2 separate regions of the Homo sapiens genome follow, and region 1 is linked to region 2. A link is an interaction called in ENCODE POLR2A ChIA-PET data of the cell type or tissue named here. Cell type or tissue: OCI-LY7. All regions are shown on one strand. Each heading gives the region's core, and the rest is flanking DNA. Links, peaks and the distances in the headings are about the cores only. Region 1 overlaps IGF2BP3 (insulin like growth factor 2 mRNA binding protein 3). Region 2 overlaps IGF2BP3 (insulin like growth factor 2 mRNA binding protein 3).

What was found. Peaks named below come from ENCODE experiments on the same cell type or tissue, not always from the same donor. Only the 100,000 strongest peaks of a DNase experiment are listed, where the experiment ranks them.
Region 1: POLR2A ChIA-PET joins it to region 2 with 8 read pairs; 8 of 35 experiments call an interaction of 5 or more read pairs at or near these places.

Annotation. Positions count from the first base shown.
Region 1 is chr7:23,418,295-23,423,681 of GRCh38, forward strand. IGF2BP3 (insulin like growth factor 2 mRNA binding protein 3) reads right to left here. Exons shown (of 15, transcript NM_006547.3): 3 at 482-530. Among named protein-coding and RNA genes, the nearest start is that of SNORD65C, 25 kb to the left of the region's middle. In OCI-LY7, for the core only: no CTCF peak of the experiment used is centred there; no DNase peak of the experiment used is centred there.
Region 2 is chr7:23,366,005-23,371,391 of GRCh38, forward strand. All of the region lies in intron 3 of IGF2BP3 (insulin like growth factor 2 mRNA binding protein 3), which reads right to left. Among named protein-coding and RNA genes, the nearest start is that of SNORD65C, 28 kb to the right of the region's middle. In OCI-LY7, for the core only: a CTCF peak has its summit at 3,591; DNase peaks (open chromatin) are centred at 1,317, 2,207, 2,547 and 3,347; H3K4me3 peaks cover 3,483 bases; H3K27ac peaks cover 4,556 bases.

The sequences.
Region 1 (5,387 bases), core at 273-5,272, 52 kb after region 2:
CTGACACAGGCTATTCAATTGTGCTAAATAGTTTGTGTTTATGCATATTACACAATCAGTGCAGTGCCACCATCTGAGCAAAAGGAAGCAGAATAACATTTTAAAGTAACAGCACAAAATAGCAGGTATTTGTCTTTTTAAAACTTTGCCAAGATAGGAACTTCATATTTAAATACAATTGGCAAACTCATCAGAAAGAACTGAAATCAACAAAATCCTGTTGGGAAGTGACTGAATGAGAAAGATTACCCAGTTACCCAAGAATATATTTCAATATTTGGTTTCTTATCCCAAAGAGCAGATTTTTAAAAGATACACTGTGCCCTTACTAAGAAAAACCCACACCAAGGCACGGGTCATAGGAGAAGAATTTTATGTTCTAGCACACCCAAGAGTTGAGGAAAGGAGAAAAAGCTTTGAAAAAACTAACAGCAATAGGCTTCCATACTTAGATCTTAATTTTAAATACAGAAATTCTTACCTCCCACTGTAAATGAGGCGGGATATTTCGTATCTGAAGTTTCCGAATCCTGCAGAAGAATTAAAATGTTTTTTAAAAGAAAAAAACATAAAAGCAAAACAATAATAGCCAACATGGAAGTTTAGAAACTACTTAAAATATTAACTCTATATTAATTACAAACCAATATCTATTAAGAAAATACAGCCCAAGAAGGAAAAGCAAAGAAGCAAAGTCATAAAATGCATAGAGACCATTTGGAGATCCAGCATTTATCGGACTGTTATGACTTATTTTAAAAGCCACTAAAATTGGCAGATAGAATGTTTAAAACACACTTATCTGATGACTACATTCTAAGTTCAAATCCGTTAGCTTCAAATTAGGCATCCCAGGACACAAACAAGGCCTTAGTCCAGGTGACCTTACTCTGACCGTTACAGCTAAGGAGTCCATGGATAAAATTCAGGGAAATAAAAATGAGGTGTGGGTGGCAGGAAATTACACATTTATCTTCACTATCCCCTAAATGAAATTTAACACGTCCTTCAATTATGAATGCTGGCACTAAACCACAGAATTACAGTACTTGTAATTTTGACATCAATATAAATCAGATATTTTCATACCACATTAGACTGTTGGAGATCTTTATCATCTATACTCATTACTGTGAAACTTAGATGTGTTGCTAGAACTTGTTGCTTATTATACTAAGCACCTATCACCAAGTTTTAACATTCTGCTAACTACATTTTAAAATAATTGGTTTCCTTTATAATCCTACGTATTTTATGCATTTTAAAACATCCTGAGGCCAGGCACAGTGGCTCAGGCCTATAATCCCAACACTTTGGGTGGCCAAGGCAGGTGGATCACTTGAGGTCTGGAGGTCAGGACCAGACTGGCCAACATGGTGAAACTCCTCCTCTACTAAAATTACAAAAAATTAGCTGGGCATGGTGGCAGGTGCCTGTAGTCCCAGCTACTCCAGATGCTGAGGCAGAAGAATCACTTGAACCTGGGAGGCGGAGGTTGCGGTAAGCCAAGATTGCATCACGGCACTGCAGCCTGGGCGACAGAGCGAGACTCCATCTCAAAAAAATAAAAAATAAGACATACTGAAACATAAGAAGAGATCCATAGGTTTCAGACTGCTAAAGGAGTGCACAGTACAGAAAATGTTAAGAATCAGCACCTTAGTCCAAATGCCTCCCTACACATGTATATATGTATGTATAAGGGAAGGAAGAGGGCGACACATATAACACAACTGCATGTTAACTGTATGAGACTATACCATAGAAGTCACATGCCAGTCACCTCCTTTGAAGGAGGAAGAATTTATAGTCAACTAGCTATTAAAAACAAAACAAAAACTAGCAATTGAGCTTGACATCTCAAGTGAAATAAATTACTTAACTTTCACAATTAGAACTATAGGACAGGCCTTGTGGCTTATGCCTGTAATCCCAGCACTTTAGGAGGATCACCTGAGCCCAGGAGTTCCAGACCAGCCTGGACAACATAGCCAAACCCCATCTCTACAAAAATCTTTTTAAAATTTTTTTAAACTAGCTGGGCATGGTGTTGCATGCTTGTAGTACCACCTACTCAGGAGACTGAGATGGAAGGATTGCTTGAGACCAGGAGTTCAAAGCTACAGTGAGCTGTGACTGCACCACTGCAATCCAGCCTGGGCAACAGAGTGACAACCTGTCTCAAAAAGAAAAGAGAAGAAAAAAGAAAAATAAAAAACAGAAAAAAAACAAAGAACTATAGTGAACTTCTCTTTCCAGGTCAAATAATCCACAATTTTGAAGTATCTGAGGAAAACACCAGTTTAGTCTAGATTCATAACCTAGTTTAGTCCTTTGCCTCTTCCCTTTCCCCAAAAGGGTGAGAACAAACAAATACCACAGCTGCCATTGATCCCTTCGAGAACAACAAAGAAAACCTAGATTAACTAAACTCAGGTACATCCTGTCTACAATCATAAAATGGAGGAGGGAAGGAAGAGAAGCACTTTTACATTATTTTCATGACAAAGTAAAAGCACAGTCATCAAGGTAAAATATACCAAAGAAATAAAAGAGAATGCCAGTTTAAGAGATTCAAAAATCCAAACTATAGCTAGTACAAGTTTACAGACTAAATGCTAGTTTGGGATTTGTTTCAAAATAACTCATGTGGTAATAACTGTTAAAGCTTCAGGACAGGTACCTCTCTGCTTTTATGTAAGTTTTATATTTTCTTTTTCTTTTGTGTGTGTGTGACAAGAGTCTCGCTCTGTCGCCTATGCTGGAACTCAGTGGCACAATCTCAGCTCACTGCAGCCTCTGCCTCCCGGGTTCAGGCAATTCTCCCACCTCAGCCTCCTGCGTAGCTGGGATTGCAGGCATGCGCCATCACACCCAGCTAATTATTGTATTTTTAGTAGAGACGGGGTTTCACCATGTCGACCAGGCTGGTCTCAAACTCCTGACCTCAAGTGATCCGCCTGCCTCGGCCTCCCAGAGTGCTGGGATTACAGGCATGAGCCACTGTGCCTGGCAGTATTTTCTATAAAAGGTTTAAAAAATATACCCTAATAAAAAGATTTATAATTCATAGATTTCACAACTGTTATATGTTGCTTCAATTAAAAGAAAGTTGCGGCCGGACACAGTGGCTCACACCTGTGATCCCGGCACTTTGGGAGGCTGAGGTGGGCGGATCACCTGAGGTCAGAAGTTCGAGACCAGCCTGACCAACATGGAGAAACCCCATCTCTACTAAAAATACAAAATTAGCTGGGCATGGTGGCACATGCCTGTAATCCCGGCTACTCGGGAGGCTGAGGCAGGAGAATTGCTTGACCTGGGAGGCAGAGTTTGTGGTGAGCCAAGATTGCGCCACTGCACTCTACCCTGGGTGACAGAGCGAGACTCCATCTCAAAAAAAAAAAAAAAAAGGTGCTCACACTGTATTTACCTGACTAATGAAGGTATGATTTACTACATATATGCAAGTACTAATCTGGTTTTTTGTTTGTTTTTGTTCTGTTTTGAGATGGAGTCTCACTCTGTCGCCCAGGCTGGAGTGCAGTGGCGTGGTCTTAGCTCACTGCAACCTCCGCCTCCCGGGCTCAAGGGATTCTCCTGCCTCTTCCTCCGGAGTAGCTGGGACTACAGATGCATGCCACCACATCCAGCTAGTTTTTTTATAGAGATGGTGGTCTTGCTATGTTGTCCAGGTTCATCTTGAACTCCTGGGCTCAAGCAGTCCTTCTATCTTGACCTCCCCAAAGTGCTGGGATTACAGGTGTGAGCCACCATGCCTGGCCCTATTCTGTTTTAATCAAGTATCTAACACAGTAAGGATTAGCAGCAGAGTTAAGAAACTAAGTATTCACACCTACACTGGCCTCATTTTGGAGGGTGTATATATTACCAAAAAATTTTCCCAAAAGTACACATGTAAATATACATAGAGAGTTCAGGTTAATTAGCATGTGATCATACATATTACAAAAATAAATATCCACTTCACAAAGAGGATACTATCTTTTGTTTATTAAGAGTAATCCAGGCAATACACAGTGGCTCATGCCTGTAATCCCAGCCTTTTGGGGGGCCAAGGTGGGAGGAGTGCTTAAGGCCAGGAGTAAAATTAGCGTGGTGTGGTGGCACACGCCCGTAGTCCTAGATACTCAGGATGCTGAGGTGGGAGAATCACATGAGCCCAGGAGTTTAAAGTTTCAATGAGCTATAATCATGCCACTGTACTCCAGCCTGGGCAAGGGATTGCGACCCTGTCTCACACACGCACACAAAGCAATCCATTTGCCATGTTTTCCCAAAGACTTTTTAAGAATCTCATACTCAAGGATCCCACGGATTTTCTACCCACTCTTCAAAATTTACATCCAACACCCATTTAATTATTGGAAGTTTGGATGTTACTCCAGAATAATTATTTCCCTTAAATGGTTTTCTCGTTTCCCTTACCTGATACTCTTAAGTTTCATTTTAGACAAACATCTGAGTTATTTTTATGCAGTGTTGTGCTTTGTTTTTCAGATGGGAGTCTCGCTCTCTCACCCAGGCTGGAGTATAGTAGCGTAATCTCGGCTCACTGCAACCTCTGCCTCCCAGGTTCAAGCAATTCTCCTGCCTCAGCCTTCCTAGTAGGTGGGATTATTAGATGCCCACTAACTTTAGTAAAGATAGAGTTTCACCACGTTGGCCAGGCTGGTCTCAAATACCCGATCTCAAGTGATCTGCCCGCCTCAGCCTCCCGAAGTGCTGGGATTGCAGGCGTGAGCCGCTGCGCCCAGCCCTGCAGTTAGCGTTTGATATCTAGAATTGTTCTTTCCCATTTGCTCAGTAACTAATCTTAAACTGTGTGACGTTTACCTCTGGCTCCTAACCCCGTGCTCTGCTCTTATCAGTACAAGAGCCAAAAGTCTCAACATTAACAAGAATGAACCAAAGGCATGAATTATAATCATCCAGCACAGATAAATACAAACTTCTGGCATGGAAAGAACTGGAGAAAAATCTATCTCAGTCAGCTACACAATTAAAATACTCTACTGCTTCTTTGGTCATGTTCCATCTGAGATTTGAGAATGAGTTTATATTTGGGTTTGATTCTAAATACTTACAAGTCAAGAAAAGGTATTCATATTTTAATAGAGTGTTTCTATCATATTAATTACCAAGTCATTAAAGTTCAATATAACTATCAGAAAATAAATTAGCATTTCACCATCTCCTAAAACATACATAAATACATAGGATGCACACTCCATAACAACAGGGACTAATTAGGTTATCTTGTTTGTTGCTGCATTCAGAGCCTGAACAGTGCTTGGCATCTGATAAGCATTCAATTGATAGTTAAAATGTTACACTATATGGTGGAGGGGGGGAAAGACTCACAG
Region 2 (5,387 bases), core at 250-5,249:
TAAAACCACACACACACACAAGTAGAAATATACATTAAAATTTTCACTGCATATATTCAAAACAAAATTGCCTGTATAGTTAAATATTCTATTCCTAAGAATAGATAAATGCTATTGGTTGTCAACTTCCGTGTAAATCTTTTTTTTTTTTTAGACAGAGTCTCACTCTATCACCCAGGCTGGAGTACAATGGTGCAATCTTGGCTCACTGCAACGTCTGCCTCCCAGGTTCAAGCGATTCTCCTGCCTCAGCCTCCCAAGTAGCTGGGATTACAGGCACACACCACTACACCCAGCTAATTTTCGTATTTTTAGTAGAGACGGGGTTTCACCATGTTGCCCAGGCTGGTCTCGAACTCCTGACCTCAAGTGATCCACCCACCTTGGTCTCCCATAGTGATGGGATTACAGGTGTGAGCCACCACACCTGGCCATGTAAAGTCTTTAGAAAGATAACTAGAAACTACAATCCTGTGCACTTTTTTTAAATGGTGAGTTTTATTGTCTGTGAATAATACTTCAACAAGCATGGCTTTAAAACAAAGTAAAAAAGAAAAAAAAAAAAAAACCACAAGCAAAAAAACCCCTCTAATCCTTAGAAGAAATAGGTGCAGAATCAATCTTGGTACCTAGCTGTGGAAAAAATTTAACAACACAACTTAGGAGATTTTACATAGCCCCATAGATGGATTTCAGTGGATCTTTGATGTCTTACTCAAAGTTTCATGTACAAGGCTTGGAAGTAATGACAACAGAATAGGGAAAGGGCTGTCAATAGCCTAATAAGATTCCCAAATCTCAAAAGGATTTCCAACCCCCAAATGACTTGAACTGTACTATAGTAATCCCATCAATCTTAAGGCAGGCCATTATTTGAATATGCTCTTTTATATCAAGGCCTATCAAATGGTATCATGCCACTCCAGCCCACTGAACTCTCAAAGAATAAATACAACTTACACTTGGTAAGTTCTCACATTTTGCTTTTTTTTTTTTTTTTTTTTTAAAGACAGAGTCTTACTGGAGTGCAGTGACATGATCTTGGCTCACTGCAACCTCCGCCTCCCAGGCTCAAGCCATTCTTGTGCCTCAGCTTCCTGAGTAGCTGGGATTACATGCATGTGCCACCACGCCTGGCTACTTTTTGTATTATAGTAGAGACAAAGTTTTGCCATGTTGGCCAGGCTAGTCCCGAATTCCTGAGCTCAAGTGATCTGCCTGCCTCAGCCTTCCCAAATGCTGGGATTATAAGTGTGAGCCACAGTGTCCGGCCGCATTTTGCTTAATTCTGCATTAAACAGGAAGATAAGACAGTGTTCCTGTTACCTGTCACATAAGCTACTTATGCACCTGTTTTTGTCTCCTAGATTCTTGTCCCCTCTCAGTACTGCTAATCATTCTATGTCAGCCACAAATACTTCTTTTAAACAGTCTTAAAGGCCAAAAAAAAAACCACGAAAAAAAACAAAAAGCTTTCCACTCTATATTTCCAACACTTTCACAAGTTCCCATACCTAAATAAAATCTTAAACCAGAAAGGAAACATTTCTCTATGCTTAGGTAAGTTTAAATTCCAACGACAGGGGAGGGAGGAAGGGGTATAAATGCAAAGTAAAGCCTCATAGAAAATGTCTTTCTAGAATTCCCCCGTTATGTATTTAGGACGTGAAACCCTCAAATGTTCAGCCTTTTTAAAAAAAAAAAGTTCATCCACGGCTGGGCGCGGTGGCTCACGCCTGTAATCCCAGCACTTTGGGTGGCCGAGGTGGGTGGATCACTTGAGGTCAGGAGTTTGAGACCAGCCGGGCCAACATGGTGAAACCCCATCTCTACTAAATATACAAAAATTAGCTGGACATGGTGGCACGCACCTGTAGTCCCAGCTACTCGGGAGGCTGAGGCAGAAGAATCCTTGAACCCGGGAGGCAGAGGTTGCAGTGAGCTGAGATTGCACCACTGCACTCCAGCCTGGGCAACAGATAGAGACTCCATCTATTTAAAAACAAAAAAAAACAAAAAAACAAAGTTCATTCAAATGTATAAACAGTACAGAAAGAATCACATGAAAAATGCAAAGATTATCACTTCCTGAATGTAATGGTACAAAATTAAGATCACTCATAATAGTCTGAAGTAGAAACAACCCGAATGAATGCTTACTGACTGATGAATGGAAACAAAATGTGGTATATTTGTACAATGGAATATTATTCAACCATAAAAGGGAGGTACTTATACATGCTGCAACAGACAGACCTTGAAAGTATTATGGTTACCTTGTTAGTATAGCGAAGACAGAAAGAGAGAAAGAGAGAGAGAAAGAAAAGAAAGAAAGAAAAAAAGAAAGAAAGAAAGAAAGAAAGAAAGAAAGAAAGAAAGAAAAGAAGGCATTATGCTAAATGAAAACAGTCACAAAAAACTACTTATTATATGATTTTTGTTTGTATGAAATGTCCAGAATAGGGAACTCTACGATAGACAGAAAGTAGATTAGTGGTTTCTATGGGCTGAGGAAAGTGAAAGTGGAGGGTGACAGTTAAATGTTTCTTTTTGAGGTGATGAAGGTGTCCTAAAAATGTGGTGATGGTTGCACGTATCTATTAACATACTAGGCCGGGCGCGGTGGCTCACACCTGTAATCCCAGCACTTTGGAAGGCCAAAGCGGGCGGATCACCTGAGGTCAGGAGTTTGAGACCAGCCTGACCAACATGGAGAAACCTCGCACCTACTAAAAATACAAAATTAGCCGGGCGTGGTCGCGCTTGCCTGTAATCCCAGCTACTCGGGACGCTGAGGCAGGAGAATCACTTGAACCCAGGAGGCAGAGGTTGTGGTGAGCTGAGATGGCGCCATTGCACTCCAGCCTGGGCCACGAGAGCAAAACTTTGTCTCAAAAAAAAAAGAAAAAAAAACTTAAAAAAAAATAATTGTACACTTTAAATGGTGAATTGCATAGTATGTGAATTATATCTCAATAAAGCTGTTAAAAAAATACTAAAAGCAACTTTACCAGGTAATGGCCTAGTTTTGCCTTTTAAACTCTGAAGTATTATTGATCACTTCTTGGCCTTTTGGCCAAGCATCATCCACAGAACCGGCCTAGTCTGGTTCAGCTTTGTGTGACAAAATGGTGATTTGTTCTTCAGTTGCCATGGATCCCCAGGTTGCAAGTTCTGTAACCTGAGCCTGTCCAGATGAACCACGCATGCAACCACAAGCAGAACCTAAGTGCCTGGACCGAGACAGGACCAAATTAAGAAGTGGACACCACATGACATGATCCATGATCCAATCAGATTGAGCCCTGGTGTCACCTCCTGGTATGATCCAGTCAGATCACACCTCCTGGCATCACATCATTGTAAGATTCAATCAGATCATACCTCATTACCCTCTGTCTATAAAATATGTCCCAGCCCCCAGCTGGGGGAGACAGATTTGAACCTGACTGTCTCCTTGCTTGACAGTCTTACCACGAACTTTTCTCTTTACAAAAGAACCTATGCTTTGGTGTTTGCTTTCCATTGCACATGGACAAACAGAACCAGTTTGGTTCAGTAACAGTATCATTGAAATACAGAATAAACTGCAAGAAATTTGATTCACTTTGACATTATGTATACACTCACTAAACTATCACCATCATGACAAGTTTCTTCATGCTTCTCTTCAATCTAGTAGCCTAGTTTATTGACACATATAGAGATCACTGCAATAAAGACAGTTTAAAAAACTGTCTTTGACCTGCAACGTGATCAGATTTTCTCAGCCACATACCAGATATATCCCCACCTCCCTCACAAAACTGGCTGTATTTTAGTTGATACCACTATGGGCGTGAGGTAGATAATTTATGTTCTGCAGATAAGCCTTCTGCTGACTGCTTATTCTGCATACCCACTGCTCAAGTCCCATCACTCCTGGGCTATCTGAACCAAGTCTGATTAGCATGCTTGCCTGTAGCCTAACACTCCATGACTATATCCTCCTGCCAGCAGTTACTACCCTTCTGTGGTTTCAAATTGCCAGTATAACTTGTCCAAACTTCAACATGGCATAAGAGGTTGTCAGTTACCTGGTACTACTTCTCTCTTCCATATATCCAACATACTTCCCACACCTATGCTCTAGTCACGCCCTCAAAACTGGGTAAAGTACCTCTCTCGTCATCTCCCTAATACCCATTCTTGGAAATGAAAGCAATGTCACTTTATAATCTCTTTCCTGATCTTTATTTTCCCACTAGACTAGTGATTATTAACCATAGTGATGTGATTGTCAGGTGTGTCACAGTAATCTAGTTTTCAGAGTCACACTGACTTCCATGCTTAAGCTGGCAGGTAATTTATCATACATACGATCTTAGATTCCAAATCTTTTTTATTTGACTGTTACATTTGCCTTATGTGTTTCAGAAGATGGAACAACAATGTCGGGCATTATAGTCTGTGTACCAATATATATCCTGAAAATCTCTCTGGAAATGGGTTACTCCTTCAATGTGGCTCTAACACAGAGCTGCACTATCCCATAAACCTCATAAGGGAAGGGGCCATGTCTTACCTTTGAACTCACTGCTCAGGATCTGTGATGAACAATAAAAGGTTAAAAAGGAGTCACACTATTTTTTTGTTCTACAGGGCAAAGGAAGCTAGTTCTAGGTTTTTTGGTTTTTTTGTTTTTTTTTTTTAAGACAGAGTCTTGCTCTGTCACCCAGGCTGGTGTGCAGCAGTGTGATCTCAGCTCACTGCAACCTCCACTTCCTGGGCTCAAGCCATTCTACCACCTCAGCCTCCCGAGAAGCTGGGATTACAGGCGTGTGCCACCACGCCCAGCTAATTTTTTGTATTTTTAGTAGAGACAGAGTTTTGCCATGTTGGCCAGGCTGGTCTCGAACTCCTGACCTCAAGTGATGTGCCCACCTCGGCCTCCCAAAATGCTGGGATTACAGGCGTGAGTCACTGCGCCCAGCCAGTTCTAGGTGTCTTTAAAAGTCCATAATAATATAAGCAAACAGGTATTTGTCAGGAATTTATACAAAAGATATAGAAGTGGAACAAGCATTACAAAAATCACAGTGAGATTAAAGTATTAATAAAATGCAAAGCGGGATATTTAATGCTTACTTGCCCCAACAAACACCTTGCCAACACACACACACACACACACACACCCTTCCAAGCACCAAAGCCAATGTCAGTCATTGGGGAGGGGTTTCTAGAAAGGAGTCACCTTGACTACTACTCATTGCAACAAGAGAGGCAAAAAGTCTCCACAGAATCACCCTTAGCGCTAGGGATATGGAGATGAAGGGAACATCCTTCAAACAGCTCAGCACAGTTTATACAAACAGGAACTACTTATCTGTCATGGGCAAGATCATCTC